Regions from separate parts of the Mus musculus genome. Here all the other regions are linked to region 4. A link is a loop called in an ENCODE intact Hi-C map of the cell type or tissue named here. Cell type or tissue: heart. All regions are shown on one strand.

Region 1 (4,000 bases), 430 kb after region 4:
CTACAGGGACTTGAGGCCCCTAAGGGCTCCATCTATAGCACACTCTTTTAGGGGTGTCCAACCCTTGGGAGCCTCGAGGAAGCTTCACATGTAATGGTGGTTAAATTCCTGCCCTTGGGGGTCAGTTTCTCCTCTGGCCCCTGGATCTAGAGACGGAGATCTGAGAACTAGATATTGTTACAGGTAGAAATCCAAGTTCCCGGGAACCTGATGAAATATCCAGGGTCTTGCACTCCACAGCAAAGAACTGAAGCAGAGAGACATGGTTAGAAACAGAAACAGAGTGAGACTAGAAATAGAAACAGTTTAGGAAAGGGGAAGCATGCCCTCAGATGGAAGGGAGGCAGTGCGCTGAGGGCCAAGACCAAAGGGGTTGGACCCTGAGACCACGATCTGTTTATGGGATATTGCATAGCACCCATCCCTTCCAGATTTGTATATCTTGGGCTTCTCTTGAGCATGCTCTGTTTTTTATATGAAGCCCAGGAGGAAAAGGGTTTCTGGTCTGTCTGCCCTCTGTCTTCTTTTGTATGTCAATCTTGATGCTTCCATACTACCTGGCCACCCATTAACACAGTGAGACATGCTCACTTCAAACATTCCACACTCATCAGGAGTTATGGGTTTTGCCAGGAGAGAGACAAAGAACAAATAGATCTTTTCCATTTTGCACGTGGGCTTCATTTTCATGACCTGATTAATTCTCAAAGGCCCCACCTCCCAATATTACCGGATTGTAACTAGTTCAGTGTAAGGAGGTGGAGGAGCATAACATTTGGACTCCAGCCCAAATAACAGAGAGTCTTTTAAAGGTGTCTGGAGAGAAGAAGGTTGAGGAATAACTTTTTGAATAAGGACACACAGCCTGACACACAACCTGCAGGACCATGGACTGATGTCATCTGGGGCTCTAAGGACTGAGACTACAGTCCCCAGGCTAGTACAAAAGGTGCCAGGAGCTGTGTACTTCCTTCTTACACGGATACAACTGAGTTGCAGCCACCATGTGTTTTTGTTGCACAAGGAAGTGGCCTAGAGAATAAAAGGATGCTCAAGCTATGAATTCCACCCCTTACTGCCACCAAGCAGAGACCCACGCCTGTCAATACAAGAAAAAAAAATGGACTTATGGTTAAAAGAGAGAGACTTAGGCAGTAACTCTTAAGCATGCAGTTAGTTGTTGATGCTGGAATGCCGTCCGGAGGCAGAACCAAAGCAATTCCTGTTTTATGTGTGAAGATGAGCAGAAACTCTCTCTCTCTTGGGCCTCTTGAGTGGCTAGACATCCACCTGTCTCAGAATAGAGCCTGGGGCAGGTAGTATCACCGGGTCCCTTCCCCTGTATAATTCTAAGACACCCTCATTTTCCAAGTTGTTAAAAATAGAAGCCTAGCGTCTGGTATGTAACAATATACACTATTGCAGCTGCGCCTTTATGATGAACAACACTACTGTGGGACTGTGTGATGAGGCAATCACTTTGGAGCACAAGCTCATTAACCCTCGCAGTATTCTGATTAGGTAGGCAGGTGGCAGGGATCTGAAGTCACAGAGCAGCTAAGAAACTCCCCAGCAGCCCAGGGCTCCCTGTCCCTGTCAGAGATGGAGCTGGGGGTCTTCCTTCCTGGATTTCATGGCTCAGAGCTGAGAGAGAGAGAGAAAGAGAGAGAGTGAGAGAGAGAGAGAGAGAGAGAGAGAGAGAGGGAGGGAGGGAGGGAGGGAGGGAGGGAGGGAGGGAGAGAGGGAGGGAGAGAGAGAGAGAGAGAGAGAGAGAGAGCCTCATTCCAAGATTAGATTTAAAATGTGCTTCCTTCTGTCCTATTTCTTCCCTCGCAGGTAACCCGTGTCCCTTCCACCAGAATCCAGCCTTGCTTTAAAAGCAAACCGAATTAAATTTAAAACCATACCTAAACCTCTTTCTCCTTTTCTAGCCCTGTGAATTTCTCCCCAGTTTTGTTTTCATTTGTGGTTCAGTTTTTAGGAATGCCACTGCCCTAAACATCTTCAGACACTCAGCCAGGCGCCCACCTAAATGGCCTTCTGTTCCCCTGCCTTGATTTATTTGTGTCTTTGTTAAGGGCAGAAAAATTTCAGGAGCTTTCCTAAGACTAGAGGGACAGGTTTGGAGATGCTGTTATAAAATCAAGACACCAGAGCCATAGGAGTTCACCAGGGCAAGAGAAAGGCTTCCCAGCCCCGGGGAAGAGGCCATGTTTCCTCATAAGGGATGGAGAGATTAATATGGGAACTCAGGTCTTATGCCTTGGGGGGCAGGATTCCCCAGCTCCCTTGGAGACAATGACACACAGTCACATCTTCAAATTGTTAATTATGTACTGCCCCCTAGGGACTTCTGTTTTGCCGGTAGCAACCTGCATCCAGTCCTCCAGGAAATATTTATCGGCCTGCCTCAGCCAGTATTTGCCAGGAGAAAGCTGCGCCTTTTTGTGACCTAGTTGTTCTGGATCCACCCCACCCCCATCCCCTACTCCCACCCCCACCCCCACCCCCAGCAAGTCCTGTCCGCCCACTTTACTTTTCTCTTGTTGAGCACCAGCCCTAACCAGCCCCCAATCCCTGCTTTCTGTCTTCATTATTTTATTTGTCCAGGATGGCCAGATTTGCATAATCTGGGCCAGATTCACTCCCTACCAGTTGTAAAGGCTTGCTTCTCTTCTGCAGTTCCACAGCCCATCCCCCCACCCTCAGGTTTTGTAAACATCTCTAGATTGGGGGAAAAAGAGGACTAGCAAACTATGAATTATAGACACTTACACACGGGGCGCTTACATATTTATCCGCACTTACCGGTGGGAGATTTCTCTACACTCTCAAATGTTCTCTATGAAATCCCATTTAAATCAAAAACTTTTATCAGAAAAAATGAAATTGCTTCGTGATTGAATAGCACTTTGCTTCTAAGTACCAGCCATTGAGGCTGATGAAATGACCAAAGTGTGGTCTTTCCTGGAAAGACATGCCCTTTATTTTAAAGTTGGAGCAAGGGGGGAAAATCCAGCGCCATATTTCTTCACACAGTTTCTGTAGAGCAACAGAGAAACACAAGAGCCATCTCCAGCTACAATTAAAGGCCCGTTGGTATCTGCCCTTCGTCCTTACTTTTTGTGCAGTTGGGTTTTCTTTTAAGAATTCATGAAATGGCCATAGCAGGAATCTTTCTTCATGTGTGGTATGTCTTTAATAACATAAGCATGAACACGAACACTCATAAGCACACACACACACACACACACACACACACACACACAGAGAGAGAGCAACGCCTGTACGCAACAACTTCAGCAAATATATGCATGATCAAAACAGTTCAGAAATATCCGCTCTGCAAACGAGCAAAGGGCAGCAGGTTTTTGAATAGGCTTCATCAGTGGAGGGGAGAGGTCAACCATGAAGATTAGTTACAGGAGCTATTGAGTCTCCTCTGACACCCACGGTACAAGCTGCTTAACATAATCAGCCGCAATCAGCAAAACTGCTGTTTATTATAAAACGTTTTTCGCTTTTAATATTTCATATTGTTATGTAAAATGGCGCAGTGTAGGGACACACACATTTCACCAGGGACAAATTGTACAAATTGTCAGCAATAATAATTTGTGGCTCTTCTCGTGACATCTTTTGAAGTTAAAACCACCGAGGGCTCCCTCTTCACAGCTATTTTCTCTAATGTGGTTAATGGTTTACACTGGAGCTGACCAGCAGCTCTCTGTACCGTGTTGTGACGGTTTGCTGGCATGAGAAAATGTTTGTGTGACCATTCAGCAATCAGACAAGTTAGGAAGCTTGCCTCACCTTGTCCTTCCCACTCAGGAAGAGCCCTCAGGTAGAAGTGTGTCTCGCACTGGAATGAAGATGAACAGAGATCTTTCCTATAGCCTGTCCTAATAACCAAAGTAATTCTTCATTCAAAACGTTTTCATTTAAATAGACCTGGAGGAAGTCTGTGGAATCCCACACTCTGGGGCTTGAGATGTGAGAG
Region 2 (4,000 bases), 550 kb after region 4:
GGAAAGGGATCCACAGGTTTCATCTCCCATCACTGTTTCCATCCAGTTTGTCTGGCTGCTACAGAACACCTGACCACGCCTGCTTCTGTCCGTCACAACCTAGAGTGTTAGGTGCCGCTAGATGATTTGTGCCATGTCCTTGCTGGCAGTCCTTACTCATGCAGTATGGCCTTGCTGTTCTTTAGAGGACACAGTAGGTGCCTGCAATCTGCCGAGGTCCTGAATAAGTCTCCTAGCAATAATGCTCACTCTTTGCTTAAGTGAAAACAAAAACTCGTGTGGCCTTGTATGTGAAAGGCCAAGAACCGTGCACCACAGCACCATTCCACACAGAAAGTAAAGCAAGGTTCAAAAACTTGCCTCCGGACTTGTGTGGTTTATATGCTGAACACAGAGAAAGCATCTTGTCCCCTGACTGTGTCTCTGTGTGTACCCAAGCCCACCATCTACTTTGAGCGTGAGCGTGATATTCACTGTATATCACAAGACCAGTCTCTGTATATTCATAAGATAATGTTCTAGGAGTTCTGAGTGTGTTTTGAGCACTACCAGTTCCTTCATCAGGAATTACCAGGGTACTCGGAATGAACGATGACACGGTACAGAGGAGAAACCAGAAGCCCAGGGAGGTTGCTCTCTTAGAATTTCTCAAAGTGGGCTGCACAGAACACCCATATCTTGAATATAGGCACTTTATGGAAAAGGGGGTCTGGTCAGGATCACATACATTTCAGAAATTTCAGATTAGACAAAATGGAGTTGGGGTTTTCATTAGTCTACTTAAACGACAGAGCTTCTAGCTGCAGCTAGTGTTCTTTCCACAAAACTGGGGACAAGGGCATCTGTGGGGTGTGTTAAGCCTCCCCTTACCCTTACCCATGATTATAGAAGGTGCTGAGGACTCCCGCAGACAGCAATACTACACACAGCACAGCTTTGAACTCTGCCCCTAGCGTGCTACTTCTTAGGTACTCGGTGGGCTGGGCTGGTTTTTTCAACAGGCCGTTCCCACGTTTTGCTAGGCTTCCTACATCTCCCTGCTTATCCCCAAGAGTGGAACTCAGAAGACATGACAAGTGAAATCCCTTAACTCCTTATAGTTACAATATGAGGGTTTCGTTGTTGTTGTTTCTCGTTCTACAACCCAGAGAGCAGCAGGAACCCAGCACTAACTGGAAGCCTGGTCCATCCACCTAGCTCCCACACCCCCAGCTCAGCACACCCGAACAGAGGAAGCATCAGAGCGCATTCCCTGTGGAGAGCAGAGGTGTGTAGGGGAGAGGGTAACAACTGAGGGAAGTGTATCCTTCATTTCCTCATGTTTTTTCCTTCTTTGCTGCTGATCACCTGTTTCTGAATTGCCTGTTCCGCTGTGTTTCTATAAAGGTATTAACCACTTTGCTCATCCAAGGATGCGCGGACCGAGACCTCAGATTCTGGTTCAGCGACATCATCTGTAGACCTTGTTGCCAAGCTCGGTGACCACGGATGCTGAACTCAGAAAGGGCTAAGCAGGGATAGCGAGCGGTCAGAGAGCAATGTCGGGTTCCCAGAGTTAGGGCTCCCCCTGCTGGAATCCAGAGCCAAGACCGAGTGTATTTTTATTCCCCAGAAATCCTGATTGAGCCTGCCTTCAGCCAGCTGCTTCACATTCAGTCAAGGCTTCTCCCACAGACTAGACTGGCATCTCTATCCAGCCATCTGTGAGTCTCCCCTCTCTTCGCCTGTGCTCTACTTCCTAAAGGATGATCGAGTTCTCTGTGCCCAAGTCAAATGCTGGGAATTTAAGACTGGGGGATTTCCCGACTTTCCCCCAAAAGCCGATCTTTTTGTTAGGACACGTTCTCCACAACAAGAATTACATTTTTCAAATGTTTGAATATCGGATCCTTTGTATTGCACATCTGGGGGTGTATTGTACACCCAGAGGGTGGGAGAAGAGAAACCCCTCCCGGATGCTCCCTCTTCGGGAGTAAGGTCAGAGGCATAAACCTGGAAAGTAGCCTAGTTTTACTCTGCTCTGGTCACTAAGCCCCTTCTTGCCATAAAACCCTGCCTCTGTGGAGTAGGAAAATAAGCATCGTGCCATAAAAATCTTGCCGGCATCTAGCTTCCTCTAGCTTCTGAGACTTGAGTCTCAGAATTCCTGATGGCTGAGAAATTGCAAGGCCCAACATCTAGAGAATTCTGCCCCACACACACCCACCCACACACACCCACCCCCAAGGACGCCACTATTTGTAATTGAGAAGTCTCTATCTTTTCATTTGTCAAAGAGGAAGGCTGAGCCACATTGAAATGGAAATCCGGCTTTCTCGTGCAGAGGGCAGCAAGGTTTCCGCTGGCTCTCTGTTAGGTGTTGACCCATTAGGACACGCTGTAAGGGCTGGGGCTCCTTAAGACCTGGGAAGTCAGGGCCCATTAGCTGTGCTCTCCAGTAGTGGAGCACATACCCACTTGGGGCTCACTGCAAATAAGACACTGAGGACTAGGAGGGCTAGGAGGGTTGGGAGCGATAGCTCAGTTGGTAAACACACCCCTAGGTTTGATCTTTGGCGCCTCATAAACCAGGTGTCCTGGTGGCACAGGCCTGTGATTGCAACACTTGGGAGGTGGAAGGAGGAGGAGGAGGAGGAGGAGGAGGAAGAGGAGGAGGAGGAGGAGGAGGAGGAGGAGGAAGAAAAGTTCAAGGTCATTCTTATCCAGCTGCTCATAGAAGCTACCTAGGATACAGGAGACCTTTTCAGAAGAAGAAATGTAAAGACAGCAAATTCAAAACCCTAAATGAAGGCGAACCTCTTTCAACCCCATGAATAATTATTCACATTTACAGAAATGAATACTAAAAGGAGCCGATCTTCATTTTTCAGCAGGCTGCACTATGGGATACCTTTACATACCAAGTTCACCTGATGCATAAAACATATGATTAGATTTACAAAAACTTGATTTACACAGTTTTTTTTTAAACATCTTTGCAGAAAGATTAGGTGTGATTAGATGCAATAGGAGCCCCTCTGAGGCTCACTGATGGGCTGTAGGAGAGTTACTAGCCAAACCCTCTTCAGCTGGTGTCAGTTCCCTCCCTAGAGATGTCTTGAGTGAGGCCTAATGACTGCTTACAGGGGTGGTATTGGAACAAGGGACGCTTCAGGAAATAGGTGCTGTTCAACCTTCATGAACTTGCCAATGAAGCAGAGCATCACAGTTGGAAAAGTGGTCAGGTCTGCTTTCTGTAGGAAAAAGGCACCCAGAAAGACACAGCTTCGATAGCCACTAGTGTGAGGCCATGAGGAGAAAGAAACAGGGGCAGCCCTAGGTGGCAAGAGAGCATTTGTCTGAGACTAAAGGAAGGAAGAGCTCCACAGAATTAATGTGTTCACTCCAAGGGATTCAAGGAGGTTCTCAGAGCCTGCACTATGGAGCAAGCCATTGAGCTGGCTTCTGGTTGCAGTTTCTACTCTTTCCAGAATTTAAAGCTCTGCCGTGTACACAGCAAGCAATCATATAGGCAATGTATATGGCAACTTATGTTGCTCTCCTCCAATGGCCACAATCAACTGAATTATAAAATATAGTCTCATATAAATCAAATTTATTATAAAATATAGCCATCATAACTTGAAAGAAGAAAATTGTGTGTGTGTGTGTGTGTGTGTGTGTGTGTGTGTGTGTGTGTGTGTAAGATATATACACGGTCGTCTGATAAAGAAGTCGTAACCTGCGCCATTTCGAAGTGTCTGGGGACATCTGTCATAGAGTTGTGCTCCAACTTCCGGGTTGCTTTGAGTCTCCTGAAGTGCAAAAGAGCAGAAGCTTTGAGAATCTGCATCCAGGTTCCTTTCTTATCCTTTATCCTTGACCCCTTTCCCAACACACACTCAAAGCAGCATTTTGAGACGCCGGAGAAGGAAGTATCACAGATTCAAAGGCGCAACAAGCTTTGAAAAGCTGCTGCCCACTGTCCACCGCTCCCCGGAGCTCCCATACTTAGCTTTTT
Region 3 (4,000 bases), 330 kb after region 4:
GAGTACAGATGTGGGTTACTTAAAGGAACAATGTCTTAGTTAAGATTTCTGCTGTTATGATGAAATACCACGATCAAAGTGGCTTGGGGAGAAAAGGACTTATCTGGCTTACATTTCACAATGCGGTTTATCATTGAAGGAAAACAGGGCAGAAACCTGGAGGCAGGGGCTGATGCAGAGGGCATGGGAGGACTGCTGCTTACCGGCTTGCTCTCCATGGCTTGCTTAGTCTGCTTTCTTCTAGAACCCAGGACCACTAGCCCAGGGGTGGCCCCACCCACAGTGAGTTGGACCATTCCCCATCAATCACTAATTAAGAAAATGCCCTACAGAGGGATCTTGTGGAGGCATTTTCTCAATTGAGGTTTCCTCCTTTCAGATTGCTTTAGCTTGTGTCAAGTTGACATGAAACAAGCCAGCACAAGTAGGGATGACTCAGAAGTAGTCACGTCACCAAAAGTCCCACCCCAACACAGATGACAGCTCATGAATGCCTGGAGCTCTCTGCACAGCTTACAGTCTGAGAACCTCTCACTGCAGCTTGGCTGGTCAGCGTCCTTCCTCCCCCAGCAATTATTTATTCCTTTTATAAAGCCAGGGACAGGCATTCCAGAATCTTCCACGTTTCTATTCCCCCTTTGTTTACCTCAGAGTCTCATGAGCCTTCCCCTCCCTCCTGGAGGGAATGTTTCAATTTGGAAGAAACTACTGTATAACAAAGGAAGAATCAGCTGTCATTTGAGAATGTCTGCACATGGGAGGATGTGCAAGGCCCAGGACCTTGACCACTAAAGGCGTGTAGTAACTGCCTCCTCTAATTATTTTAGCAATCAAAAGCACCCTCATTCAAGTTCAAAACACCCCTGTGAGGCCACTCTAGACCCCATTGAGGACCCCTCCAGTCTAGCCTGGGCACCCTGACTTGACCAAAATACATCAGGGACTCCACTGCTGTAGGCGTTCATCTTTCCTTTGTCCTGACTTGTCCCTCCAGGGAGCGCTTGCTCATTCTCTGTCTGCTTTCCCTTTCAAGCTACGTATGATTATTGGATGTAATTGAACAGGGCTTCTTCAGCTCAGCCCTTGGAGGTTTTCAGTGAGAACCTGACTTCCAGGAATAGCATGGCTATGGGTAATTCTCAGTGTACGCTCCTTTAAGACTTTTTGTCCTCAAATTGGCAACAGGCAAAGAACACTGAATTGCTGTCTTCAAAGAGGAGCCGGAAGCTTCCAACCCAGATGTCTAGTCGCCTCTCCTCACTTTCTGCCTCCTTACCAAGTGAAGGATGCTCTAAGCTTTCCACAGGTGCTGATACCCAGTGTTCGGCTACGGCATCTGCCGCCTTCCTTGGCTATGTGTGGACTTTTGCTCGTAGTGTGAGACCCACATATTTCAGGTTTGGTTTTTAAAGCCAAGGGTGTTGAAAATGAGCTACAGAGACCAGGGATGAACAGTTTCTTGGAGTCTGAGCCTTCATGTCAATCCTGCCATTCCCATGATTGACAGGACCAAGGTCTCTGCCTGCTCCCCTGTTAAAATCCATTAGCTTTACACGAGGCTAAAAAAAAAAAAGTGAAAATGGCCAATATAATTAGTGCAAAGTGAGTGCTTGCAGAAGCTGAACAGTGCTTTGACAATGCAGGAATTTGAAATGACTGGTGAGACCAAGTCCCCCTTTTTTACAGCGGGTCTCTGTTGCTAAGAGCCAGGTGTAGGGGTGGGAAGTGGAGGCCCCCAGCCTCCTGCTTGGCTCTTGACTTCCCCAGGTTCTGTTTGTCCAGCAGGATCAAGATCAAACCTCATCAACCCAAGGCTTTCCCATTGATAGCCTGGCTATCAAAAGCAAATTTTGCTCATTTGTGTGTGTTCTGTATGTACGCATGTACATGTTCGTGTGGGCGTGTGCACAGGTAGGTGCACAGTGCATGCATGTATGGGAAAGCCATCAAGTGACTTCCTCAGCTATTCTCCACCTTAGTTTTTGAGACAGGCTGTCTTGTTGAACTTGGAACTCTTAGATGCAGCTAGGCTCATTGGCCAGTGAGTTCTAGAGATCCACGCAGCATTTCTTCCTTCCCAGGACTGGGGATGTCGAAGCACACCACCTCACGCAGCTTTCACGTGGGTGCTGGGGATCTGGGCTCAAGTCCTTAAGCTTGTGTGGCAAGCAATTTGCCCACTGAGCATCTTGCCAGTTCACAGGAATTTTTCAAAGTACTAAGAGCTTAATAGCTTACCCTTTCATTTCTGAAATCTTATTTCCTCCTCTATAGTACGGTATAGTATTTCTTTGTTTCTTTAAAAATGGAGTAGGGAAAGGGCCCAGTGCTCTGCCTTGCACAGTTTTGGGGTTAATCAGACTGGGGCAATTAGGGAATGAAGACAGGACATACCGACATTTGTACAGAAAGGCTGGGGTTGGCTGGACCATGCACTCCGACAGAGATTCACCGATGCCTGGAAACACAGTGTGTTTATTTTATACATCTGCATGGAGAAGGCAGGTTTAGCTAATCTCAGCAGGAGAAAGTCTATGTGGGGAAGTGGTTTCGGCTTCCACTTATGCTGTAGGGATAAATTGTGGATGATAACTTCTTGAATGCACTGTCAACATCTGCACAGGGACTAGGAGAAGGCTTTGTTATTTCCCTGAGCTGACCTAGGCAAGGCTTCGTCTTTCCCATGGGTTTGAGGCATTGGGGTCTTTGATATAGTCAATAATACATATTTGCTCAGAACTTCATATGTTCCCCGCCAGCCTAATACCATTAACATCTATTTTTCCTTCCTTAAATGATTTGTGTCCCTTACTTTCCAAACAGATAAGCAAAACAGAAAACATGAACATGTCATTCTAAAATTATATGGTATGCTTGAAAATTCATGATTTGCTTTTATGTATCATACATGACAACTCCAGCACGCAGCCCTCAAAGTAGACATTAAAATTCTTTATCCTGTGTGATGCTAAACTGGGACCATTTGTTGGTTGGTTGATTGGATGGTTGGTTTAGATTGGGTCTTACTATGTAGTCCTGGCTGTTCTAGAATCAATATGTATATAGCCCAACTCATATTGGGCTCCAAGTCACAGAGCTCCACCTGCCTCTCTTTCTGAGTGCTGGGATTACAGGTGTGGGCTAGTATGCCCTGCTGTTTATTTTATTTTTTAAATTGCACCTTTAGCTTATAATTGTACTAATAAGATTATTTTGAGTACTTATGATTAGCAATTTCCAAGTCCTCCTAGATGAGATAACTTACCTGTTTTTCATCTTATGTAGCATGGCATTTGAACACATTGTGAACCCCAAGATTGTAAAGTGGAAAACCCCCACTGTGGTGTAGCTCAGCCTTAGCACTTCCTTTTATCCACTAGCTTTCTGTTTTTGTAAACAAGTAGTTGTGGTGTGGCTCAGCCCTAGCACACACCTTTAGCCTAAGAGCTTTCTGTAAACAAAACCAAATAAAGTCAACCCTAGGTCAAGAGGCAGAGCAAGTAACCAGCCTACAGGGAGTGAACGTAAGTCAACAGAGAAGAGGGTCTTTGAGTTGAAGGGGATTTTAGACAGCGTGGAGAGGAGAAGGAACACTTTCCTTCTGAGACATCTGTAGAGTAGGAAGGTCAGCTGGATGCTTTCTCTGCCTCTCTGAGCTAGCAGGCTTTCACCACACCATTTTGTTCCTGAGTCTTCATCGGTAAAACCTAATGGTGGGATTTTTGGTTTTAAAGCAACAGTCTTGAAGGTGTGTTTCCCCTTTCATTAAGTAGGCTGTTTGGAAGGCCATGCTACTGAAAGAAGAGAAACAAGAGAGTAACACTTTGGGTAATTCTTATGCTGATTTCTTATAGCTATTATAATGTTTTCATTGTTACAATAGAAAATTGGGGCTAGAAAAAAAAATCTTTCTAAATTTCAGACATACCATTGTTTAGAAAATGATCCTCAGATCATCATAGCAATGTGAATAACAGAGACAGTGAACTGGAAATAGTGC
Region 4 (4,000 bases):
GGAATACAGACTTTTGTCTTATTTAGGCAGATGATAAAGTATGATGCTCTCCCTACATCAGAGAACACCCCTGCAGGGCAAGAGAATGAATGAACGCTCTCAGAGGCCGACATGAATATTGATGCCAAACAGGATAAAGAGTACATATGGTTTGCTCAAACTTACACAAACCCTTTCTTTTGCGGGCTTCTTTGGTGTTCCATCTGCGTGTAGAATCACTTACAAGAACTAGAAGGTGACAGAAACTGTGTTCATTGGACACCCTCCCAAGGTATCTTCAGAGCCCGGCCGCTCCCTGCCATGGTCATGCTGCAGAAGTGTTCTGTGCTGCCAGAGTATCACCCAGGCCTTCAGCGAGGCCTCAGCGCCTTGGCTAGCAGTGCAAACGAGGGAGAAAATAGTTGTGGGGTATACAAGAAGTCTATGGGATGTTCTTGCAAATTTCTGTTAAGTCTAACCCTATTCTAAAATTAAACAACAACAAAAGACAGCATCGAGCCAGACTTCCCATCTCATGTTCGCCATCCTACTCCATAATTCCATGGTTAGTCCTTCTCATCACCTCTCGAATGGTTCCCTGGTCCCCACCACAGGCTCCCAGGCATTGGGACACACCCTCCCTACACCTACCCCCATCTTCTGGGTTGGGACATAGCATCAGGCTAAGAGATTCCACATCTGTGAGTTTCCTCTAAAGGTACTTAAATGGGCTCGGGCTTGCAAGATATTTCAGAAGGAGCTGGAGAGATGGCTTGGCGCTCTGTAGTGCTTGCTGCTCTTGCAGAGGGCAGAAAGACAGTTCCCAGCACCACACTTGCCTGTATCTCCAGTTCCAAGGGGGTCAAGGCCCCACACCTGCACTCACATTCACATACCCCACGCCCATATACTTACAGTTAAAGATAAAGAAGACAAATCTTACAAAGATAGTTTTTCAGAAGGAAGAGGAACATTTCCGTAAGAGGTTAGAGACAGGAGGGTTGGGCTGGTCTGATGTAGATAACAGGAGACTGCCAGGGAATCCGGCCCACTGCAGTGTGGGCATGAGGAGGGCAAAAGAAATTTCCACACTGAAAGCCTTCTAAGCCTCGCTCCCAAGGTGGGGAGGGGACAGACCTAGAGTGGTGGGAGGAGGAGCCAGGCTGCTATAAATTAAGAAGAATGAGAAATAGTCCAGGGCCCTCTCTGACCTCCTTCTGCAAAGGAAGCTTGGCTCCTGGTTGTAAAATACGAAGAGAGTGGAACGGGATCTCCCTTGTAGGACTGAATGCGCAGAGCAGAGGAACCAATGCAAAAAAAAAAAAAAAAGAGCCATACACGCAGACACATCCTGAAGGAGGCAGGAAACAATTCACTGGCCTAGTGACACCAGGACGAGGATCATATGGTGGGGTCACACATCCTGTCCAAGCTCCTATTCCTGTTCAACCAATTCCCTGCCAGAGTCACTAACCTGGAGTTCCTGTGTCAAGACTGTGTCATTCTGGGCCTTATCTCAGCTGCTAGAAAGTGGAAAGTGCGGGAGAAAGTGGGGTCCCCGGGCGGTTGCTGAACTTGGATCCCGCCCCAGGCTCGCCGCCGGATGGCTCTGATGAGCCCCAGGGCGCCGAGTGGCAGCCGGCTGCGGGCCTGCCTCCCAAGTCCTCCAGCCTGTGGTCCCCAGCAGATGTCAGTCTGGGAACAGGAAGCAAGCCTGTTTGGGGTTTCTAAAAATAAATAAATAATAACCCCAGCCACAAGAACAATCTTTTATCCCCCAAAAATTATTTTTAAAAAAATGCTTTAATGACTGCGGCATTTAACACATCAGGGGGCTGCATTGTTTTCAATTATACGTGATTCTGAAAGGGGAGTACAGATTCTGAGCCTGAATGGGGAATCGTGGGGCTGCGAGTTTTGCTGTTTTAAACATTCGCTTTGCTCCTTTAAGGAAAGAACTGTAAAATAGAAATAATGATATATTATTACAGCACTGCGGAGTAGCACTAATATTGCCGTTGAAACCTAGAATTTGAAATAAAGATGGAAATACTTATTTGTGCATACTTTTGTTCTTAGAAAAAAAACGATTTGGAACGAGGCAACAGGCATGTGTGCTGTGGGCAAGGCTGAGACTCCCTGGTCCACGAGGCCAGGTCCCTGGTAACAGGGAGCACTGAGCTCCTCAGCCAAGGGCTGACATAGGTCTGGTGTCCTAGTGGCCTGCTCAAAGCCACCAGGATGCTATCTTCTCTTTCTTGTTTTCCAGAAATGGAGAGAAGACACGGAGCGCCATGGTGGGTCATGCCAGCAGGAAAGAGATCCTAGGAAGAAGGTACACGTGGTTTGCTATGGGACCTGGATGATGGAGTTCTAGCTCCTTTGCCTTTAAACAAGAAAATGTAACCATCGGGGGCTGGGGGCATGGGGTGGATCAAGAGAGCCTACGTTCATCCAGAAGACCTGAGTTCTGTTTCCAGCACCCACGTGGGGTTACTCACATCCACCTATAACTCTAGTCACACACACACACACACACACACACACACACACACACACACACACACACACTTTAAAATAATGGAAACGTTTTTAAGACAAACAAACAAACAAACAAATAAAACCAGGGGCTAGAATGATGACTCAGTAGTTAAGAGCGCTGTCTGCTCTTCCAGAGGTCCTGAGTTCAATCCCCAGCAACCACATGGTGGCTTACAACCATCTGTAATGGGATCCGGTGCCATCTTCTGGCACGCAGGTGTACATGCAGATAGACCGCCCAGACATAAACTAAATAAATCTTTTTAAAAATTCAAATCAAATGTCATGTATACTTGTGATAAAAACGTATACTAGAAGCATGTGATCAGAATTTCTTTCATACTGTGTAGCGAGCAGGATAGGAGGAGGCTGGGTAATTTCACCATAGGTGTGAGTAGATTCTGGTGTCAGTGTTTTTCTATGCCTCGCTGGGGTGCTGAGGATGGAGCTCTGTGCCGAGGGCCGATCTGGCATGCACCAGACCCTGGTGCTATCCCAAGCACCTCAAAAATCAAAATCAAAACACACACACAAGAAACCAAACCACCAGCCTACCTGGTTTGATACATTGCATTCTTGTGTAGGGTTGTCATACTGTACTTCATAAAACTACACTTTAAAAAAAAAAAAAAAGAATAACCTCAAAATACAGAGGCCTCTGCAGCGCCGTGTGGATGGGGCTTTAGGCGCCCACCGCGGGGGGGGGGGGGGAGGGGGGGGAGGGGAATGGACTAGATGAAACAGTAGCAACTCCCTCAGTACCTGCTAGGGTCGGGCCTGGTTCCCAGCCTGGCTTTCTCTTCCCCTTTTGGGAAGAAGGCTGGGAGAAGGTTAAGGCCCAGCATTTCCCTCTAGTTATCAATTATCGTTTGCTCCTCTATCAATATAACATAACCACGTTCCAACACCAACTGCTTTCTAAATCAGACTTCACGGCTTACCACATCGGGAGCACATGGCCTTTGGAAAGTTTCTTTAAAGCCCCATACCCATTTCCTTACCATGGCCCTGCCCACTGGCCAAGCTCTTTTTCCAAGGAGGTCTAGCCACCTGCTGGATGCTTAAAGTACTAATACATTTGTCCCGGAGTGTCTCTGCCACAGCACACTCTCTTCTCTCAACAACACAGGCCACCAAACTCACGTGGCTGCCGACAGCGCAACTCCACAGCCTCCCGTGAAACCTTCCGTGAAGTCCTCACTGCATAAAATCCCAGCACTTCCCTTTTAGCACTGACCAAATGGATTCTCTCTCCCAGTTGATGGCTGGAGTGCCCTGGAGTGACTTGGCTCCTCCGTGTATGCTTCCCCCAGCACACACAGCAAAAGTGTTTGATGAGTGGATGAATCCAAAGTATGGGAAGTGACCTAAGAGAAAGTATATACTTGGGACACTACCACAGCCATGCAGGGTGGGCTCCGTCACTCCTCCTTTAGTAAATGACAAAACCGAGGGTCAGGGAAGTTTTGTAACCTCCCCA
Region 5 (4,000 bases), 420 kb after region 4:
GCAGGGATGGATGGAGAAAAGACTGGGGTTTGGGTGGGGTAGCTGCTAATGGCTATGAGCTTTCTATTTGGGGGAGTGACAAAAACATTCTAAAATTAGATTGTGTTGTTATTATACATGTCTGTGGGTATGTTAATATTGGTCAAGTTTATCCTTTGAGTTTTATTATTGATAAATGATATTTCGATAAATAAACCATCTCCCCCGAGTTCTAGGCAGTCATGATGTGGCCCTTCACTAGCTCAAATCGATAAGCCACGACACTCCACCTTCCCAGTATGCCAACATCTCCACATCTCCATGGCATTCAAGGTCATCCCAGAAACAGCAACTCCCTCCCATCCCTGTGGACTGTAGCCACTCCCCTCTGCTCCCTGGTCCTAGGTCAAGATCTGGAATGTGGAAGGCTTTCTGCCTCACATCATGCTTACTTGACTAGTGTCTAATCTTTCTCATTAGACTATAAGGTCACTGGGAAAAAGGGTTGTGCCCTAATCTTCTTCTCTAGGACAGCCCGCAGACATTGCTCAATAAGGGCGTGGTGACTCCACTGTCAACCCAAGGCCAGGAGGAAAACAGTCCTAGCCCTTCTCATTCCCCAGCTTCTGGGAACCACCTCTGTAATCTTACCTCTTGAGATCAACTTTCTTTAGATCCCACCTATGTGAGATTCCCTTCTCACATATACACAGCCTACTCCGTTCACTTAATCTAATTTCTGGTTCATTCAGATTGAGACTGGCATTTTGTTCTTTGTTATAGCAGTATATGAACCAGATATTACTGACCCATTAGTTTACAGACACCTGGGTCAGAAATTTATGTGGTGACAATTATGTCTATTGCTTCAGTGAACATGAGAATGAACCCATCTCCTCAGCAAACTAACTTCCTTTCCTTGGGCTACATACACTGATGGGGTTGCTAGGTCACCATTTTCTTTTTTAGAGAATTCCCAGGCCTATAATGACCGGCACATATAAGTCCTTTGAAACACCTTACAAAAGTGGCTCCTGGCGCAGTTCTTTCTTATGTCCTTGCTCGTCTGTGTCCTCATAAGCAAGGCCTCTTTTGTCCGTATATCTTCCAGCATTCTTATCTTCTAGCTCATTAAGCTCCGAGAGCTTGATGCAAAACTCCAAAATCTTCCACAGTCCTAGAACAAAATAGTCCAGAAGCATAAGGGTTTGTGTGCCTGGGCCCATCACAAAAACCCCACTCTCCTGCTTTTGTTTCTTGTGCTTATGGCCTCTCTTCTCTAACATTCCTTAACCACTGTTTTCTTCCCAAAGCTCCCTTGTTTCGGGTCCTCCATGAAGTCTTTAATCTAGTTCAAATTGAGTTTGTACAAAATGATGGGGGATGTGGGTCGAGTCTCAGTCTTCTGCATATATGTACGCAATTTCCAGAAAACCATTCACGAGAAGACTGTCCTTTCTAGATGCATGATGATTGCACCCAAAAGCTGTGTTAGATGACTGACCCATAAGGTGTGTAGCTCTGTGCCAGTGCGTTCCATACGATCAGACAATAAGAAATCACCAAATGATGTACCCTGGTCTCTCAGTGTGCCCTGATCACTAAGTGATTCACAACCTTAAGATGATTCTCTTGGATAAAGACAAAAAGGAAAAGGCTACCCTTAAAATAATCACATCCGTGAGAGGCAAGAAAGCAACTGGCCCACACAAGAGATGTAGCATACCTTCCCCACACTAGAGTACTCTGAAAAGATGCAAAGAAGCATTCTTGGTCTGAAACACACAAAGATGAGAGCTGGGAGTCCTGCCCTGTCCTTGCAGCCCTGTCTTCTCACAAGTGTGTGTGTGTGTGTGTGTGTGTGTGTGTGTGTGTGTGCATGACTGAAAATAGATTCTTCTCTCATCCAGACCACAATTTCTCCCCCCTCCACTCTTCCCAGCCCCCCCACTAGTGTCTAGAACCATTATTCCAGAACCACTGCTGTTCTAGAAGGGCACACAACCCCCTTGCACCAAAGGCTGCCTCCTCCAGGTACACCCTTGGCCTCCTGCCACAGCGTCTTCAGTGGGCTGAGAATCATCTCCCAGCCACAAACGTGCTACAGATCCCTGGGGAGTCGCTCCAGCTCCCTGGAGCTTCGAACTTCTTACTATTATTTTTTTCATTTGAGAAGTGGCACTTATGGCAGCTGGATGAAATAAGACTCATCCGAAGTTAGTGCCAGCACCGAGCCTGGCTCTGAGCACACAGTCAGTACTTATTTTAAGTTCTGTACCTTATACAATATTGGTGTCATTGATATGGTCCACTGTTGATTCTTGGTTAACCCTCTCTTGTCTTCTGTGCCCTTCGCCATTGGTGCCAGGGTGGGCAGAATAGCTTTGGAAAGAATTCTCAAGTGTAGGTGTGTGTGGCCCCCTAGTGCTGCGACACTGGAAGCTTTAGGCCGAGGAAGAAAGTATAAACTGTAAAAAAAAAAAAAAAAAAAAAGGAAAAGAAAAGTGTAAATGACTTTGAATGAAAGGAGGGAGCAGAAAAGAGTTTTCTCTGCTGCACAGATAATATGACAGACAGGCTGGGTCAAGATGGGGTTGTTTTCCTAAGAAGAAAACTTTCTAATTACACCTGATATCATTTTTCCTGTGGCCTTGTGGACTGAGCCCAGGGTCTTGCATATGCAGGCAAACACCCTGCAGCTGAGCGTACTCCCAGGCTGACAGCAATAGTATTTCTAACCCACGCTCTCCTCCCACACGCAGCCCTGACTTCTGTGGTACAAACTCTTCCAGGCCCCTGCAGACAGTACCGGGGATGTGGATCTGACTCTTGTTGTGTCCTGCTTGCATGCGACACAGTCACAAGGCTCATTTGAAGGAAAAAGGGCCGTGTGTCACACTGGGCAATCTCAGGTTAGACGCTCTAAACAGCAACTGTGCAAAGGAAGGAACTAGCTAGCAACACTGCTGTGGAGACCGGACTGTGCCTGCTCCACATTAGTCCATATTGTGTAATGCAGTAGTGTTTCAGATTGTGTTTGCCCTCAGGGACTCCATTTTCCAAACAATTTTTGATTCTGTTTTGAGGATGGAAGATGATTATGTACCTGTGTGGACATGTGGACACCACTGCCTATCCAGCACCACTCACACAGCACAGAGTGACAAAAGACTTATTTCTGGTATACTGACCTATAAATTTGTCCAGGAGAACTGATACTACAAGATAGATGATAGACAGACAGACAGATAATTTACTGTGGTAGATAATTTACTATATGACATGTGATCTCATATTAGTAATTAGGATTGGAATAAAGGTGGCGCAGGTGACAGAAGCCAACCAGGCCCACCTTCACACAGGCACTATCCACTGCAATGAACAAATATATGATGGGGAGATGGAAAAAAATAGAAAAATGGAGCATAATGATGGCAGAGCAGGATCCAGCACCCTAGAGCTTGTACAAATGCAACAGATTCAGCCCCAAACCTGCTGCCCAGCTGTGAGATTGCCCTGGCTCTGGGCAACGAAGGGGGCCTAGAAATGAGGAAAGATTCACTTTCTAGATTGGAACTCCTCGAAGGACCACCATAGTCCCTGGTGCCACCAGAGGCCATGGTGGTGTCTGTGGTCCATGATGCTGCTACCCCAGGCCTTGACGAAGCCCGAGATTCATGTGGACATATGCAATCTGTACCATTGACTTATTGATGTTGTAGGGCTTTGCTGCCTCGGTGGGCCATATGGGTGTGAGTGGCACATGTAGGCCATGATGAGCCCCATAGTCATTGTAGCCCCTGATGGCCATGTTGGGTTATGTTGTCTGTGGCCTGTGCTACCCTAGAAGGACTGATACAATGTGGATGTGTGTGGGTGCTGATGAGCTGGTGGCGTGGTTGAGGGAGAACTAGCCCTACACCTTGCCAACTGACACATGGCAGTGCAGGTAGTGGCATGGGTGTAGGAGAGTTGGTCCCAGCCCTTGTCAGCAGCCACACAGCTCTCCACAATTGATGGC
Region 6 (4,000 bases), 210 kb before region 4:
CCTGTCCCTACTGAAGCTTGCCCGGCTTCCCTCGTGTGTCCCCTGCGCGGGTCGCAGGACGCACTCGCCCGCCTTGCCTTGAAAGGCAAGAGAATTTTTCTGCTCCCTAGGGCTCCACAGGTGAAGACCGCGCTTAGGGAAGCCAATGCTAATCTCTAGCTCCTGACGCAAAAGAAGAAAATGCCAACTCTCTTAGCAATTGACAAAAAGAAAGCGGACTGAGGGAGTCTCACCCTATCCCTGCATTTCTTTCATCAATGAATCGCCCCTGAAGTGGCAAGATGCCTGCGAAACAATGCAAAATCCACAGTGAATTTCCAAAGAGAAAGAAGGCTACCGTCTGGGAAAACCTACAGCTCAAACGTTAAGCTTTCCCGGATCCTGGCCAACTAACTGACTCTGGAGGAATGTGTCCCCACGGACATTTAGAAATCTTAAGAGTTCCAAACACCGTACATATTTATACCAATAATATATGGGGAGGCAAGTCTGTATGTATTTACCTCATACATATTTCTATAAACTCCAGCGTCTGGAAAGGGTGGGGGGTAAATAGCACTGAACGGTTAAAATTATGGAGAAGGGATAATAACTGATTACTAATTTGAAAGTAAATAAACAGGTGACTTTTTCAGATCAAATTCCTCCTTGGATCGTTACAATAAATATCTCTGAAGGAAGCGCTCTATTTATGTTGTCATTGATTAATTCTTCACTACCTCATTTGATTTCGATTTAGAACGATTTGATTCTAATTTAATTAGCATGTAATTTGGATGTACATAATTACTGTAATTATGACATTCAGGTAAGGCAGCTTTAGGCTGAAAGGCAATTTCAAATTTTCTAGCAACCTACTTTGTACTGGGAAATGGACAAGGACTTTGCGCCCTGCTATCCAAGTAGTAATTAGCACATCTCTGAAATAGGCAGTGCGGCGGGGTTTGTATTAAAACAGCAAATACAAACCCAGCCGAGTACCCGCTACAAAGGTGGCTGTTGAGTTCCCAGAAGCGCGCTGCATTTCCCTGGCTTGAGTTTGGGGAGCCGGGCACCCCAGAGCCTCATCTCTTTTCTTACAGCTTCGGGAGACTGCGTTTCTTTCCTCCTCGGGCGGGCGCCGGGGTTGGAAGGTGTCGCTTTTTAAATTAAAAAACAATAACTGCTGAAGGGGGAGGGGAGAAAGTCCCTACAAGCCCTCTAAAGCTAGTGGATGGGGGAGGGGTAGTGGACTAGGAAGAGGAGGGAAGGGGGCGGCGGGAGGCAGGGCGATGCACAGAGAAGAGAAAATTGGCCAACGCCCCCAACTGTTATCTCATTTCAGATTTGGGTTTCGAAAAGGCAAGGACAAAAGGGGTGGGTCTGTTCTGGGAGGGGGTGCGCACCCGTCGGGAGGGCCTGGGGCGAGGGCTCTGGGGGCTCCTGGTCGCCCTCTGGGGCCCCGTCGAGCTGCCCCATGCCCGCTGCGCCCCACTTGAGCAGTGGTCGCCTCCCATTGCACGGAAACCCTGCAGAGGTCTGTTGAGGTGCTCGGTGGGTCCAGGCTGGTCATAGCTGTGAGACTCTGGCTTTCTCTTCTGTGTTAGGGGTTCTGGGAAGCTGAGGAGGTCTTGGTGACCTGGTGGTAAACTGCGTTCACGCCCGTCCTGGGTAGTCCAGGCAGACCCGATGGTCCCGCAGCCCTGGACCCTAGGACGCTGGGTGAAGTGTGCGAGGCAAGCTGTGCCCACCGCGGGATCTCTACCCAGGGTGCACGTCGCTGCCGCTACCGACAACGCTCAGCTTTCTCATTTAGGAGTGCTGGAAGACCCTGAAATCGCCTAGGAAAGAATGCTAAATGAGACAATGAAAGAAAGCTGGGTCCAGGGCCAAGCGAGGTGGTAGTCTGTTTTGCTTGGATTTTTCAGTAAGTGTGTTTCAGAAATAATCCCCTTCCTTTGGAGCCATTGCTAGGCAATGTCCCCTCAAAACGGGGCTTGTCCCCAGCTAAAACACTAAACCTCGCTTTTCTTTGCCTGATTCCTTGGCTGCCAGAGTTCTCGACAGAAGCAGGTCTCCAAGCGCTAAAAGCCAAGCACCAGGCCGACAGCGCGGACTCCTATGCAGGAGCTCTAGATGGCGCCAGAGAGCCGCACTCGCCGTGCGCCTCTTGGGGGAATCAAGAGCTACTGTCAAACATAAAAGCAAATCAGAGTTTTCAGTTTTTTTTAATGTGTTAAGAATGTTATTCCTTAAGAAAATTTGTAGCTAAATTATTCTCACTTAAAATAAACACTTAGTATACCAATTACACAAATGGGCGGGATTTATGTGAGATTTACTTCATCTGCATTTTTGTAGTGGAAGAGAGCCTTGGTGAATACAGATAATAGATGCAAATAAGATTAGAGTTAAAATAAATAAAGTTTCCATGTGAATAAAAAGAAATTCAATTTTACACGACTGGTGACGATTTGACGGAATGTCCAGACACGCGGTTCAGGTGCACAATCTAATCTCATCCAAATGTTTTCAAACGTCCTTGAGGAAAGGAAAAAAAAAAATCTACTCCTTTTTCTTCATCAGGTAGGACCCGGTGGGTCCTCCAAAGACTGGGGGTAAATTATGCCAAGAAAGAAAAATACTGGGGAGGGTGTGAATTGAGCCGGGATAGGCGCAGGCCCAGCAAACTTGGTCTTGGTTCATCTACTGCGTGGAAGTTGGAAACAAGAAATCCCTGGAAACTCACTGAAACGAAATTGCATTTCCCCTCACCCCGGCGGGGGCGGGACTCCAGGACCCTGGTCTCAGCCCTGGCTTCACAAAATCCACTTCCAGGCGGCAGTCTTCATTCGCAGCGTGGCCTCCCCATCTACTCTACCCGGGACCCAGTTAGGCCCAAGCCGCGGGAATGCAGAGGTGGCCCTGGGGAGGCGCAGCCGCACCCCACCTGGGGACCCAGCTGGTATCCTAGCTCATGGACCTCGCCTCCCGTGCACGCTCTCTTCCATTTGTTCGTCTTCAGTCGGTCACCACCTACTGAGTCTCAAGGTCTCCCCGGGATGCCTAGAGCTGGTGGGAAGTGGGGCAGGGATGTTTCCCCTGGTGGGTTTCCGACAAGAGCGCGGGACCGGGTCCCTCTTGGCTCAGCTTGGAGCCCAAGATGTCTGACTGGACACTGAGGTCTGGGCTGCCGCCCGCGGTTCACCGGAGCCGCGGTGATGGACGTTGGCTGACCCGCGGGGCAGAGACAGCGCGCAGAGGCCTTGATCACTGGCCTGCGGAGGGAGCCCCTCCGGGAGCGAGACCTGCACAGCCAGGCCCTTTGATCTGCCTTTATTATCAACAAGAAACAAAGCTGCCTGGGACCGACGTCCCGGCGCCCTCATTCCTCAGGAACCCCCAGCTCGCACTCACCTCCGCACCTCCAGCCTGCAGACCCTAGACGCACGGGACGCCCTATAGACCTCAGAGCCTCTGCCTCAAACCCCCAGGATGAGCGTACTCTGCCACAGCTTCTCCTTAAGACCAGACCCAAACTCGAAGACGCTTTGGGGCTGGGGGTGCGGGGCGTCCCAGGCAGAAATGGATGAGCCGGGAGAGAAAATGACCGAAGAGAAGGAAAACTAGAGGAAGAAGAGCTCCGAGAAAAGAGGAAGAAGCCACTGAACCTCACGCTGCAGACTCCCCGCTGGGAACCTTCCTGCTGTTTCTCGTTGCCTTGCTATTTGGCTCTTCAGAGCAGTTTTTGTTGACTGTTAATACCAATAATTTATTCTTTCCAAAGAATCAAAATCTTCACTCAAGTTTCCAAGGCCAGTAATCAAAAAAAGAGGGGGAAATTTATAGCTGCTGACTCCCCTTGCAGTTTCTATTGTGTGAGAAGTCTTTTAGAAATATTTTTATTCTGTAAATATGTACTTTCTTTTTCCAAACTAACATTTTTTTTCGAATTGAGAAATTGTCTCATTTACCAATTTTCCTTTCGTCATTCTCTCCCTTCTCCCTCTTTTAAACTGGG
Region 7 (4,000 bases), 87 kb after region 4:
AGCGGGGTAACGCGCGAGCCGGGGCCGTTCTGGAGAACCTACGGCGCCACGGCCGCTCATTGTCTCTCCCCTTCAACCCGGGGGCAAACAGGAAGCCCGCCGCCAGGCCGAGCGACGGACAGGCGTCCGGACCAATGAACAGAGCTGACGGAGAGCCTAGCGGCAAATGAGAGCCGGGAAGAGGGGCGGAACTTCCGGGCGGGCTGTCGCCCTCTTCCCCCCTTTTGGGCTGGAGGCTCCACCTTTTGTGTTTCCCGCACAGTCAATCAAAATAGGAAAAAAAAAATTCCCCGGACCGCTCCGGCCGTGTCCGCCGCCGCTTCCCGCATCCTCTCCCGCCGCCGCCGCCTTCGCTTCTCACCATGTGTAAGGCGGCGGGGAGCCCCGCCTGAGCTGTCCTAAACACACTATGACCGGTACGTAAAGCCGAGAGAGAGCAACCCTCGCTGCCTCCGCCGCTGCCACTGCCGCCCACAGCCAGCCCGGGGCCGCCACCGCCGGCTCCCGGCCTCCGGGAGCGTGCGACCGAGTGTCGGCGGAGGCAGAAAGCCGCACTCCCATCTCCGCCAGCCAGCTGTCCAGCCCTTCCAGCCCCAGCGCCGAGTGCCCGCCGGGCTCCGGGCGGGCGGCCCGGTCCGCCGGGAGCGCATCCCCCCTGTGTGCGGGCGCGGGCGGCGGCGGCGGGCGGGCGTGTGCGAGTGACTGACGGTGCGAGAGGAGCGAGCGCCGCGGAGGGAAAGGGGAGGAGAGGAGAGGAGAGGAGAGGGGGCAGGGGCAGCGCGGGGAGGAGGAGGAGGGAACGAGGAGGAGGAGGGTTACAGCCGCGGCGGGCGGGGGCAGCAGGAGGGGAGGAGGGAGCGCGCCGCCGCCGCCGTGGCCGCCGCGGCCGGGGGGAGGGCAGGGGAGGGGCAGGGCCCGGGCCGCCCGGCGCTCACTAATGTGGCCGCGGCTCGCGGGCCCCCTCCCTCCCCGCACCCGCCTTCCTCCCCACCCCACCCTCCTCCTCCCCCCTCCCCCCGCGCTGTGCCTGCAGCTCCCGAAAAGCCCGTGAAACAAGAGGAAATGGCTGCCTTGGACGTGGACGGCGGCGGAGGCGGCGGCGGCCACGGCGAGTATCTACAGCAGCAGCAGCAGCAACAGCAGCAGCACGGAAACGGCGCGGCGGCGGCGGCGGCCCAGGTGAGGAGCGGCTGAGCGCGGCCGGGCTCCCCGCGCGCCGCTTTCTCCTCCCCTCGCCCTCCCTCCTTCCCTCCCTCCCTCCCGCGCGCGCTCGCCCGCCCCTCCCCCGCCCCGGGAGCTGCCCGCCCGAGGCGCCAACGCTCCGACCCCGCCCGCGCGCCCCCGCCCGCCGCCTTTTTGTGTGTGTGTTTGTGTGTGTGTGAGTGTGCAAGTGTGCGCGCCCTCCCGGGTGGGATCCGGACGGAGGGAAGAGGCCCGGCGCGCAGCCGTCCGCCGCGGGCCACCGAGCGCGGGGAGAGGCGCCGCAGACCCCGGAGGAGGAGGAGGAGGAGAGCGCGGGGCCGGGTTGGCGGCGCGGCCAGGCGCGGAGCGAGCCGTACTTCCTGTGCGAGCGGGCCCGGCCCTAACCGCCACCCCCCTCCCTGTCTCCCTCTCTGAACCCGCCCATCGCGGGTAGGACACTCAGCCGTCACCGCTCGCTCTGCTGGCCGCTACCTGCAGCAAGATAGGGCCGCCATCGCCGGGCGACGACGACGAGGAGGCGGCCGTTGCCGCCGCCGCCGGGGTCCCCGCCGCCGCCGCCGGAGCGGTAAGTCCCGCCCGCCCGCCATCCCGGGCCTGCGGCGCGCCCGCCCGCCAGCCCGCCAGCCCAAGGCCTCCCGCCGCCGCGCGGCCGTCACGCGCGGGCCGTCCGGCTCTGCCGCGCTTCCCTGCTCGCTCGCGTCCCCGGTGGGAGCCCGGGCCGGCCCGCGCTTTCCGGAGATTGTCACTGCGGCATCGCGCGCAAAATTCCTCACAAAATGAAGTCTGAGACGGAGGAGGTGGGGGGTGGGCACGGGACTCCAAAATGGATGTTTAAGTAATTCGTATCAGGACTTGAAAACTCACTCGCTCTTTGCACTACATTTGCAAGCACAGCCTATCGGTCACAGATAGTATCACCTACCGAGGCAAGGATGGCTCTAGTTTCTAGAGTTTTTGAATCTGGAGCAAGTTTCCAGATCTTGGGTATTTGATCATTTAAGGAGGGTGTTCTTTTATACGCAGGGACGAACATTTTTATTATTATTATTTTTTAACCTGATCATTCAGAATTGTTGGCGTTTTGCAGACTACTCCAACTTTGCACTAGTTTTGTTCTGAGTAGGGTTAAGTGAAATAGTTGGGAGGCTATTGAAATTTGAATTTGAAGTTAGTAATAACTTTGGCCTTTGAGGTTTTCTAGAATATCAATCTTAAAAAGTAGATGAAAGTCATTTTGTTTACATGCTTGTTAGCACACTTCATACTTTTAAGAGTTGAAATTGGTTGGCTAAATGTTATTTTTATTATAACGAGTCTGATGGGATTCTTTTGTAAATTTTAGAACCTCTAGGTTGTGGAGAGGAGCGGCAAGTCTTAGTGAAGACTCAGTGTAAAATTAGGTGCTGTAGACAATGTGAATTTTACATCTGTGTGGACCATTGCTGCTCTTAGCTTACTGTGAAAAGGTGTGTTCACCTGTTAAGATAGTTAAAACACGCCTCAAGACTAAGTTTTTAAGAGGTTTATAGCAATCGATTTATGTAGTGTCAGTTTAGTTGTCACTGTTAGAAAAGTTAGCTGTTGTATACTAGTCATTCAACGTTGTTACTCTGTATTAGTAAATAGATATTTTTAGTCTGAAATTAGACTATGGACAGTGGGAGCATTTTTAATGTCATGTATTTTTTAAGCATATTAAAATATCAAAAGCTGTTTGGGAAAACTTTTAAATTTAAAGAAACGTTAAGCAGATTAGTAAACTTTTAAAGTAAGTTATATTTCCCTAGTCCCAAAGTGTCAAATTAAGTTTATTGTTTTCCTTAATAAACTACCTCAGAAGTAAAATTGAAAAATAAACTTTAAATAAAGTGCAATTTTTCATGTAACTATCAAAGTTTCAGAATGTGCTTACAGATGGGGAGGGGAGTGGTGAGGAGAAGCACAGGGTTGAAAGCATCATGCTTAGACTCCAACTCTAGTGGATCACTAGACTGACCCCAGCCATGTGTTTGTGTCATGTTCTTGGGCTTCTTTAAGATCTCTGACCTATCACAACATTACTAAGAACACCATTTCCTGCCAGATGAACATGAACACTCTGAATTTAGTAAAAGTAATAATATGAAAATACAGTTTGCTAGAGAAGCCTCTAAACTTGGAATTTTTTGGTGCATGTTTGATGCTCGATAAATCTGAGTTCTTCCAAATTTTTCACTTTGAGCAAAGTTGAAGTAAACTGAGCTGAAAGTTGAATAAGGTGAAAAATATGAGAGCTGTCATTTTTGTCTGAACATTAATGGGGAAAAAAGTTGGTTTCTAGTTTAAAAGTAGTTTAAAGTTTTTTTCAGAATGCTTAAAAGATATTTTCAATATTTAAAACTATACTTAAATATATTTAAGTACTCTAAAATTACTGGAGATCACTAGAGGACCGTAGTGTCTTGAGGGTTGTGGGATGTTTTTAGATTTAGGGCAAAGCAGGAAATCCAGTGTCAGAGTCACGACCTTCACCTTTACCCAGCTACCCCCCGTGCTGCCTTATTGTGGCACAGTTTTCAAATCTGTGTATCACTAACATGGGTAGCTACAGATTTTGAGTTTTGCCAATTTTTCCATTAATGTTCATTTTCTAATCTAGGTTCTAGACAAAGATATCTATTAATGTGTTCTGTCCAAAGCCAAATGCAGATGCTCAACCTAATGACAATTTAGCTTGGTATTTCTAGATGATGAGTACCTTGAGAAGCCAGTGTTCACTAGAGACTGACTTTACCATTTGAGTTTGGAACTTATAGAG

Evidence for each region. Hi-C counts contacts between places; a loop is a spot of excess contacts. Peaks named below come from ENCODE experiments on the same cell type or tissue, not always from the same donor. Only the 100,000 strongest peaks of a DNase experiment are listed, where the experiment ranks them.
Region 1: a loop joins it to region 4, with 3 times the contacts of the local background. A loop is called at or near these places in 6 of 42 quality-filtered maps.
Region 2: it touches region 4 in a loop (9-fold over the local background); 11 of 42 quality-filtered maps call a loop at or near these places.
Region 3: it touches region 4 in a loop (3.0-fold over the local background); 12 of 42 quality-filtered maps call a loop at or near these places.
Region 5: it touches region 4 in a loop (3-fold over the local background); 7 of 42 quality-filtered maps call a loop at or near these places.
Region 6: a loop joins it to region 4, with 2.3 times the contacts of the local background. A loop is called at or near these places in 7 of 42 quality-filtered maps.
Region 7: a loop joins it to region 4, with 5 times the contacts of the local background. A loop is called at or near these places in 21 of 42 quality-filtered maps.

Annotation. Positions count from the first base shown.
Region 1 is chr2:72,636,708-72,640,707 of GRCm38, reverse strand. No RefSeq gene overlaps it. Among named protein-coding and RNA genes, the nearest start is that of Gm30069, 23 kb to the right of the region's middle. In heart, a CTCF peak has its summit at 2,339; no DNase peak of the experiment used is centred here.
Region 2 is chr2:72,514,149-72,518,148 of GRCm38, reverse strand. No RefSeq gene overlaps it. Among named protein-coding and RNA genes, the nearest start is that of Cdca7, 40 kb to the right of the region's middle. In heart, a CTCF peak has its summit at 1,568 (motif pointing left); a DNase peak (open chromatin) is centred at 1,568; H3K27me3 peaks cover 1,797 bases.
Region 3 is chr2:72,730,062-72,734,061 of GRCm38, reverse strand. Gm30257 (a long non-coding RNA gene) reads right to left here and starts at 241. Exons shown (of 5, transcript XR_374639.3): 1 at 204-241. In heart, no CTCF peak of the experiment used is centred here; no DNase peak of the experiment used is centred here.
Region 4 is chr2:73,064,031-73,068,030 of GRCm38, reverse strand. No RefSeq gene overlaps it. Among named protein-coding and RNA genes, the nearest start is that of Gm39850, 57 kb to the right of the region's middle. In heart, CTCF peaks have their summits at 1,462, 1,662 (motif pointing right), 2,745 (motif pointing left) and 3,581; a DNase peak (open chromatin) is centred at 1,470; H3K4me3 peaks cover 635 bases; H3K27ac peaks cover 262 bases.
Region 5 is chr2:72,643,069-72,647,068 of GRCm38, reverse strand. No RefSeq gene overlaps it. Among named protein-coding and RNA genes, the nearest start is that of Gm30069, 30 kb to the right of the region's middle. In heart, a CTCF peak has its summit at 2,398; no DNase peak of the experiment used is centred here.
Region 6 is chr2:73,276,771-73,280,770 of GRCm38, reverse strand. No RefSeq gene overlaps it. Among named protein-coding and RNA genes, the nearest start is that of Sp9, 6.8 kb to the right of the region's middle. In heart, no CTCF peak of the experiment used is centred here; a DNase peak (open chromatin) is centred at 2,100; H3K4me3 peaks cover 2,596 bases; H3K27ac peaks cover 282 bases; H3K27me3 peaks cover 2,620 bases.
Region 7 is chr2:72,976,666-72,980,665 of GRCm38, reverse strand. Sp3 (trans-acting transcription factor 3) reads left to right here and starts at 220. Exons shown (of 7, transcript NM_001018042.3): 1 at 220-416; 2 at 1,034-1,179; 3 at 1,637-1,768. The coding sequence starts at 410. Sp3os (trans-acting transcription factor 3, opposite strand) reads right to left here and starts at 1,234. Exons shown (of 3, transcript NR_045269.2): 1 at 1,071-1,234. In heart, a CTCF peak has its summit at 2,119; DNase peaks (open chromatin) are centred at 125, 765 and 1,585; H3K4me3 peaks cover 3,469 bases; H3K27ac peaks cover 2,812 bases.